Regions from separate parts of the Mus musculus genome. Here all the other regions are linked to region 3. Evidence: chromatin loops called from intact Hi-C (ENCODE). Cell type or tissue: left cerebral cortex. All regions are shown on one strand.

Region 1 (2,500 bases), 350 kb after region 3:
AAAGGGAGTTGTCAAGCCTGTGTTCAAACCAAAATTTGCCAAAAAATCCTTTAAAGTAATAATCTTTAGGCAAGACCAGTAGCACTCTCTTGTTTCATTTCAGTGTGTGTGTGTGTGTGTGTGTGTGTGTGTGTGTGTGTGTGTGTATCTTTCCTGTGTTTCCTGCTCCCACCTGAACTGCACAGTAATTAAAAATCACGTCATCTCTCCAGTTGTGCATCAGGGCTACATGCATGTCACTTGGCCACTCTGCTATCTAAATCAGGTGTTGGGGGTGGGGTGGGGAATCAAGGTTAGTGTGAACAGCTGGCATCTGCGTCCGGCCAGGCCAGCTGAACTTCAGCCTGAAGCTTGGCCCAAGCCCAGACTGATAAAGCCTTAGCTTAGCTCTAGATTTCTACAGAATTAGTGTGCAGAATGTAAAGACATGAAGACCAGCTCCATCTGCTGTGCATGTCTCTTGAGGCCATTGGGGGCTTAACTTGCTTTGGGGGAGAAGACAGTAGAGTGGAGTGGGGTGAACCCGGGGGTATCTTTGCCTCTGGCCTGTTTCAACCTATCCATCAAAATGCTGACCTATATTCCAGTGACACATATTAGATCCAAGCAGGACAAACTACCCAGGGTGTCCTCCCCCCTCCCACTTAGGCAAGGGGGCAGCCACATCTGTTCTTTCTCCTCAGGCTCCAGATGTGAGCTGTGAGGGGCAGAAGGAAGGTTGTTAAGAGGCAAGTCCGGTGCAGCAGGAACAGCACTGCATTCTCAGGAAAGCAGCAGTAAGCAGTGGGGTGAAAGAAAGAAAGATAGGTTTTCGGATCCCCAGATCTCCCCCCCCCCCCAAGCCATTGTTTTTAAAATGCTTTCCTGTATTTCTGTAGAGTGGGCAGATGGCAAGATCCTGGAAGTGTAAAACAGCTACAAGAAACAAGATGATTCAGACAGAAGGAGTATGAATAAATCCTGGCTGGTCATCTCATTATTAATCAAGATACCACCACCCACCCTCTACCGCCTTGTAAGTGTGTGCGGGTACAAACACACACACACACACACACACACACACACACACTCACTTGCTTGCATCTGTGCATACATGCATCTCCCTCTATTGCTGACTGCCTTATACCCCTGAAGTAGACTCTCTCACTGAACCAGTGCCGATTTTGTTTTTTGCCTAGGCCGTGGGCTAAAAAGCCACTGTAATTCTCTCTCTTGTCTCTGTCTTCCCTGCCTCAGTGCTGGAATTACAGGCCCACTTGGGTACATTCAGTTTTTTATGTGTGTGCTGGAGATCTGAACTCAGATCCTCACATTCAGGAAATAAGTGTTCCTACCCACCAAGCCTTCTCCTGAGCCTATCTTTAAGTTTTCATGCCTTGTTTCATTTTTAGAAGGGTGCAGTGTACAGTCAGAGCTCTGTTTGAGGCTTTGGATAGGAAAAAAAAAGGCACCATTTTTACATTTTACTTATTTTGTGAATTGGCTCATTTGGAAGATGTGGGGATGAGACCACTCATTGTCAGTAGAGGAAGAAAGAGAAAATGGAACTCCTATGGAGGACGCCAGAGCCGAGAGTCAGGGCCACAACCAAAAGCCAGGGATGGTGCCCTCTAAAGCACAGGAACTGTGCCTAAGAGAGATATTTTCAAGTGGGCCTGTGGTTTACCACAGTGTCCTCGTGATCAGTATAGTGGTCAGATGTCAGGCGTAACTGAAAGTAAGTTCGTTTTCCCACAGTGGGGAGAGAGAGAGGGAGAGAGAGAGGGAGAGAGAGAGGGAGGGAGAGAGGAAGGGAGAGAGAGAGAGAGAGAGAGAGAGAGAGAGAGAGAGAGAGAGAGAGAGAAGCAAAAAAGAAGAAAACATTTGCTCATATGAAACGAATACTTTTCCATTTTAGAGCTGGGCTGGCGCAGGCTTGAAAAAAACGTACCATCACCCGTGTGATGTTTCTGAAGAAAGCCGGAGAAGCAGCAACAGTTGGTGCCTTTGATTAGCAGAACATTTCAATCCCCACCCCATCTTTTCTCCAAATAGTCGTTCACAATGCGAGTGCTCAGCCCCACTGTTTGCTCGGTTCAATAGATCTGGGGGCAAGGGTTATGCCTTCCTGTTACCATGGGGCTGGCAGAGAGAACTGGAGGCCAGTGATCTTAGTCTGAGCTTCAGGATCATGGCTAGCTCCCTACAACTGTCCCCAGATGTTCCCAATTCAACCTGCAGTGCAGATTACGTAATCATCTCTTCACGACGCATGAGCATAGGGGGAACTCTGGGCTCCAAAGAGTTAAATTGTCATCTGCAATGGAATAAATGGTTTAACCACAAATTCATCCTGTGCTCGCCTACTTATGTGTTACCCTGGGTGCATGCATTTCCCCCTTTCAGATATTATTATCTTTTATGATATCATATCTTAAAATGGCTCCTCTGTCATTTAGGAGCAAGGTCTCCTAGGTTCACCACCAGAAATGGAGCTGAGTGCTTTCTGTATTCACATATG
Region 2 (2,500 bases), 470 kb after region 3:
CAAAGTATTGTTGCTTTAATTATGCCCATTTATTTCAACATTCCAATTTTGGAAATTTTTTAGCTGCCCCATTACATTTTCTTTTGCAAGTGAAAATTGTCACGATGCCCTCTGGTGGAATTAAAATTTTTCTTCCTTCTTTCCTTTCTTCCCTAGCTCTGTCCCTCGCGCCCTCTTTCCCTCCTTCCATCTTCCCTTATCTGTTTATCCTTTTATGTATTTAGAATGAAACACAGGAGCCATGGGATTTATATTACTTTGCAATGCTGACTGACTAGGTATTATATCAAAGGTCAGATTAAAGATGATGGTAACTACAACACTCATAGCTATATTTACAAACATGATCAGAACAGAGGAGCAAGAGTTGGCTGTGGCTCACCAAGAATAAGCAGGACTTGTGTCATTATATCCCCACTAGAGCTGATGCAGCTGACAGAATGGCAAGGCTTTCAAAACTGGTTCTGTGCACCAGGTCACGACTTCAGTACTTCTTTGTAGAGCCATGTCATTCTTCCTTTCCTTTCCTTTCCTTTCCTTTCCTTTCCTTTCCTTTCCTTCTTTCTTCTTTCCTTTCTTTCTTTTCTTTCTTGTTTTTTTTTTTTTTCTTTTAGGCAATCTGGATTACACACCAAACGAGATCCTGCTTAAAAAGAAATCAGACTTTTGGGCGATCCAACCCCTGGAAGATGTCAGGGCTGTTCTTTAAGCAACCATGGTCTTAAGACAGAGGGAAGTAACATTTATCGGAGTAGATTAGTTTCCATATTTGTTTATTTCAATGCAGTAAAAAAAAAATTGAAAAGAAGACAAATGAGTATTTAAATATCTATCAACATGTCCTCAAATTATTTAGTGATTGTTTTAAAATTTCCTAAAAGTCAGACAGTAGAAATAAGCTATGGATATAGTACAGATGCATTCAACCAGCTGATTGCATTACAATTGAATCTTTGGGTTTGGTGCACCCCAAATTAAAAGACAAGAAAAAGAGAAAACAAAACAAACAAAAAACAAAAGGACCCAGGGCTCCTGTACAGCAGGCCGATCTAAATCTCTCAAAGAGTAGTACTGCCCCCTAGCGGGAGTTTGGAAAGATTCTAAGGGCCAGGTGTGAGGGGCTGGTCTCAGGAGGGAGCTATCCAAAGGGAAGTTCCGCACTGTGCTGCTGCTCCAACAATTATTTACACAGTCAAAAAACCTGTCTGCAATGCCTTGTGACCAGGACCAAATTCAGTTTTACATCAAGGCAAAACAGACAAACACAAATCCAATTACTTTCCAGTTATTTTTTTTAAGGAATGCGAATCTGACATAAAGTGAGGGCAGAATGCACATTGTTTCTGTAGTAGCACTAGCATTCTGAGAATGCTAGCGTCAGGATCTCTGCCCACAGATGGGTCTGGAGGGCTCTGGAAGACACAACTGTAGCCATGTCATTTGGAATGTCGAAATTCAAAGCAAGCCCACAAACGGGGCTGACCTCTTTCTTTCTTTACAATTAGACAAATTACAGCAATCCTTCTGAGAATGTCTGTTTGCCTTGGTAATATTATCAATGAATTTCATTTTAGTACAGTAAAGATTGTTGTCAAAATGCTTGCTATAATACACAACAATGAAGGAAACCAGCAGAGACAAATGCTAGACACTTTTCTTGCATGGAGCAATCAACTACTGAAAACAAACCCAAACCCAACCCACAACAAACAAAATGGCCAGAAGGGACTTCTCAGAACCCTTACAGGGAACTGGAGGCTTGCAGCAGTTAGGAGAGTATTGATCACAGAACACAGATGAGTATTTGTGAGTATGAATAAACCTGGGAGTGGTGGTGGATTTCTACTGTTTTATTATCAGCACTCCATCTCCAGCTTTATAATAACCCTGAAAACTGCCTTCCTACAGTCATGAATAGTAGAACAAAGCGAGGACTCTTAAGCTCCATTCCCATAGAACTGTCATCTTCTGACCTGCTTGATGGCTCCCTGAGAACATACCACGCACAGCACTGCCTGTATGCGTTGACTCAGAACTCACTGACTGTCACTGTTCCCCATGGAGATGAATTCCAATCAACTGTAGAAAGGATGCACAGAGATTAACATCACAGCTACCTGAGGTGGGCAGTGCTGACTGATGCACATCAGGGCTTTGCAAAGGTTACAGGAAAACGTGGGGCAAGATGGCATGGGCACCTGTTAAATACGGAGGTGAGCACACACCTACTGTTGTGTGAGTCCTCAGAGAGAATCCAAAACTTTGTTTTGCCTTATCTTATGGCCCTATGAAAGCAGAAAAGGAAGGCTAAAGCAAATTTTCCTTCTGACATGGAGTGTTCAGGGTGTTCTCCAAATGCACATAGAACTCCTTGGAAAGTACTGTGTCATTAGTGAGCTCCTGGTCCAATCACTAGCTGAATGCTAAGTTAAGTATCAGAGACCATGGTGGCTACCTGTGATAGTGACAGCTAGAATGAAGTAATCGTCACCAACAGAAA
Region 3 (2,500 bases):
ATGCTCTGGAAACAGAAACGGGTCCTTTTTTTTCCTCCAGCCAGGCATCAGGAAGCTTAGGGATGAATGTCTTTCTTTTTCTTTAGAGGAAGATTTCCGAGCTTCTTAGACGCTCCGAGTAATGTCACGCAAGATGCCTCCAGGGAAGAGGCAAAAGAGGGTGATGCTAGTAACAGGGACTCTGGGGACAGGAACGAATGTGGGCCATTTCCCCTTTTCAACCCACTTCTCTTGATGTAACTTCATCCTTATTTTTCCCCACAGCAGTAGTAGACACTCTGCTGAGCACCACTTAGGTTTTTGCTGTGCATCTCAGCTAACACTTTGACATTGGGGATTCTGTGTAAACTAGATCTCCATCTTAGATTAGGCTGTGTGAACCGAATTTATTTACATCGTTAGAAACCAAATAGAGGCCTCTCGGCTATTGTTCTCAGATTGCTCTCATTGGTCATCCCTGCCCTCCCTCTACTGACCAGAACCTTGCCCCAAAACAGCCTGTAATAAACATCAACGCTGGCTTAGCTTGGGCTGCTATCTCTGGCGGAGAGATCTTTAAAGGATGTATCTAAATGCAATGTTTGAGTAGCTTCAGAGAGCTCTAATAGAACTGTAAATATCCCCGGTTTAATTAGCAGTCCTGCAGTTCGGTAATGGCCCATAGCTCTCTGAGCCGAGCCTCTTGAGGTTTCTAGACTTCAGAGGCTGCCTGCAACTATGCTGTGTGGACCTATGAAATTTTCCTTCTCCTGTACTCTAAACCCCCAGCTAGCCTTTCCTAGACACCTACTCGCAATTATTGCAAATCCATAACTGACTACTATCCTCCGGATTTCTAAAATGATCCAGTGTTTCAGCTTAGGTCTCAACTCAGAGATACTTTAGGGCTCAGATTGGCATCCTGAGAATTAAGTCCCCTGGGAAAAGAACAATAAGGAAGAAAACTCTACCTACATTGGAGTTGATGTCATTTTTTTTTTCCCTCCAAGCTCAAGGTGATCGCTTGCTTTGTGGCTGGTTGGTGGGGGAGGAGGGGCTGTACGCTAGTTATCAGCATTTCTGAACCAGCTCTCTCAACCGCGACAGGTCAGCCAATCCCGGCAGTAAGCTTTTACTTGACAGGTTTGTTCTGGGCTGACAGCCATTGACTAGGTGCTCAGATAAGTCACTTGGCTGAGTCTACGGTAGGTGGGGCGCGCTCACCAGTTCAGGGGCAGTGACTGGAAGTTTGTTGCAACATCGGTAAGCCTAACCAGCCAGCAGCAACAGGAGATACCCTTTTGCCCCGCGAGTACAGATCTAGAAAGGGTTCACCTCATTAAGCGAAGGAGATGCGTCAATCCCCCCCACCCCCGCCCCGCGCCTCCCCCTAGGGCCCGGCCTCTTCTCCCACGGTTGGGAACGCGCGGTGTGGGCAGATCCAGAACAGGAGTCTCGTGTCCCGGCCTTCTGGCTAGCTCTATGGGTTACAAGCGAAAGGGAGGAACAGCTTGGGGACTCTCCGCGTCAGCGTGCACAAACCGGCGGCGGCCAGCAGAGAGGGGTGGCGGGGGCACGTGCTTGGATGTGGCTGCTTGTGTAACCAGCTCCCCAGGCGCTCGGCCCCGACAGCGCTCCTGCGGACGGCTCGTGGATGCTATTCTCTGCTCCGATCCGGCAAGAGAGGGGTCCAGCAGACCACACGGGAGAAGGAGGCGGGGGCGATCACCTAATAGAGCAGAGGGGACCAAGCTCCTGCCCCAGGAGCACACAGATAGGGGAATGGGAATTTGGAAAGTTCCCCAACTAGGACCACACGTGACCTCCTCCTGAAAGTAGTTCCGACCGCGGCTCATGTATCCTTCCACCTCGCCTTTGAGCCCTCCCAGGCCTGCTCGCCCCGCCCACTCGCTGGCTGCAGCTTCCGAACGTCCCATACTCCACACCCGGGCTCAGTAACCGGGTCCTCGAACATGCAAGGTCCGACAGGGTCAGAACCTGGCCATCGCGATCCAATTCTGCCGGGTTTTCATAGCGGCCACGAAGTGGGGATTGGGGGTGGGGGCTTAGCTCTTTGAAGACTGAGCTTGGCTGTGATCCGGTAGACCCACCGCTGCGGGGAGCTGCGGGTCTCATCACCGGGCGGTGGAGGGGTGTGTGTGAGGTGCACTCTATTCACGGAGACCCACTTTGTCCAACCAGGGGTGTCCTTTGGGCCCTGGAAACTCAGGGGAGATGTGAATGTACACGCCCCGTATGCACAATCATCATGCTTGGCTGGGAGCGTTCATCTTTCGGGCAAATGAACCCAGCTGCCTGGGAAGCAAGAGGCGGGGCAGGGAACCGGAGCCCGATGAGGTGACCCACGCGGGAGACACAATAGGGGTTGTTCTTTGTGCAAAGACTGACACCTTGAGGACACCGTGAGGGGGAGAGGTGTGTTATCTAGGTAAAGACTGTCGCCGACAAATCCTAGCGAAGCACTGCAATCTGACCACAGCGCAGGGCAGGGAATGAAAGC

Evidence for each region. Peaks named below come from ENCODE experiments on the same cell type or tissue, not always from the same donor. Only the 100,000 strongest peaks of a DNase experiment are listed, where the experiment ranks them.
Region 1: a loop joins it to region 3, with 2.7 times the contacts of the local background. A loop is called at or near these places in 11 of 42 quality-filtered maps.
Region 2: it touches region 3 in a loop (6-fold over the local background); 27 of 42 quality-filtered maps call a loop at or near these places.

Annotation. Positions count from the first base shown.
Region 1 is chr19:33,099,855-33,102,354 of GRCm38, forward strand. Gm29863 (a long non-coding RNA gene) reads left to right here. Exons shown (of 5, transcript XR_386659.2): 4 at 879-1,015; 5 at 1,898-2,307. Among named protein-coding and RNA genes, the nearest start is that of Gm29863, 15 kb to the left of the region's middle. In left cerebral cortex, no CTCF peak of the experiment used is centred here; DNase peaks (open chromatin) are centred at 979, 1,642, 1,984 and 2,271; H3K27ac peaks cover 548 bases.
Region 2 is chr19:33,226,114-33,228,613 of GRCm38, forward strand. It overlaps the pseudogene Rnls. Among named protein-coding and RNA genes, the nearest start is that of Mir3970, 70 kb to the left of the region's middle. In left cerebral cortex, CTCF peaks have their summits at 116 (motif pointing left), 1,068 (motif pointing left) and 1,270; DNase peaks (open chromatin) are centred at 149 and 1,079.
Region 3 is chr19:32,754,659-32,757,158 of GRCm38, forward strand. It overlaps the pseudogene Gm36566. Among named protein-coding and RNA genes, the nearest start is that of Pten, 1.7 kb to the right of the region's middle. In left cerebral cortex, a CTCF peak has its summit at 1,181; DNase peaks (open chromatin) are centred at 209, 744, 1,177, 1,565 and 2 more places; H3K4me3 peaks cover 1,908 bases; H3K27ac peaks cover 2,128 bases.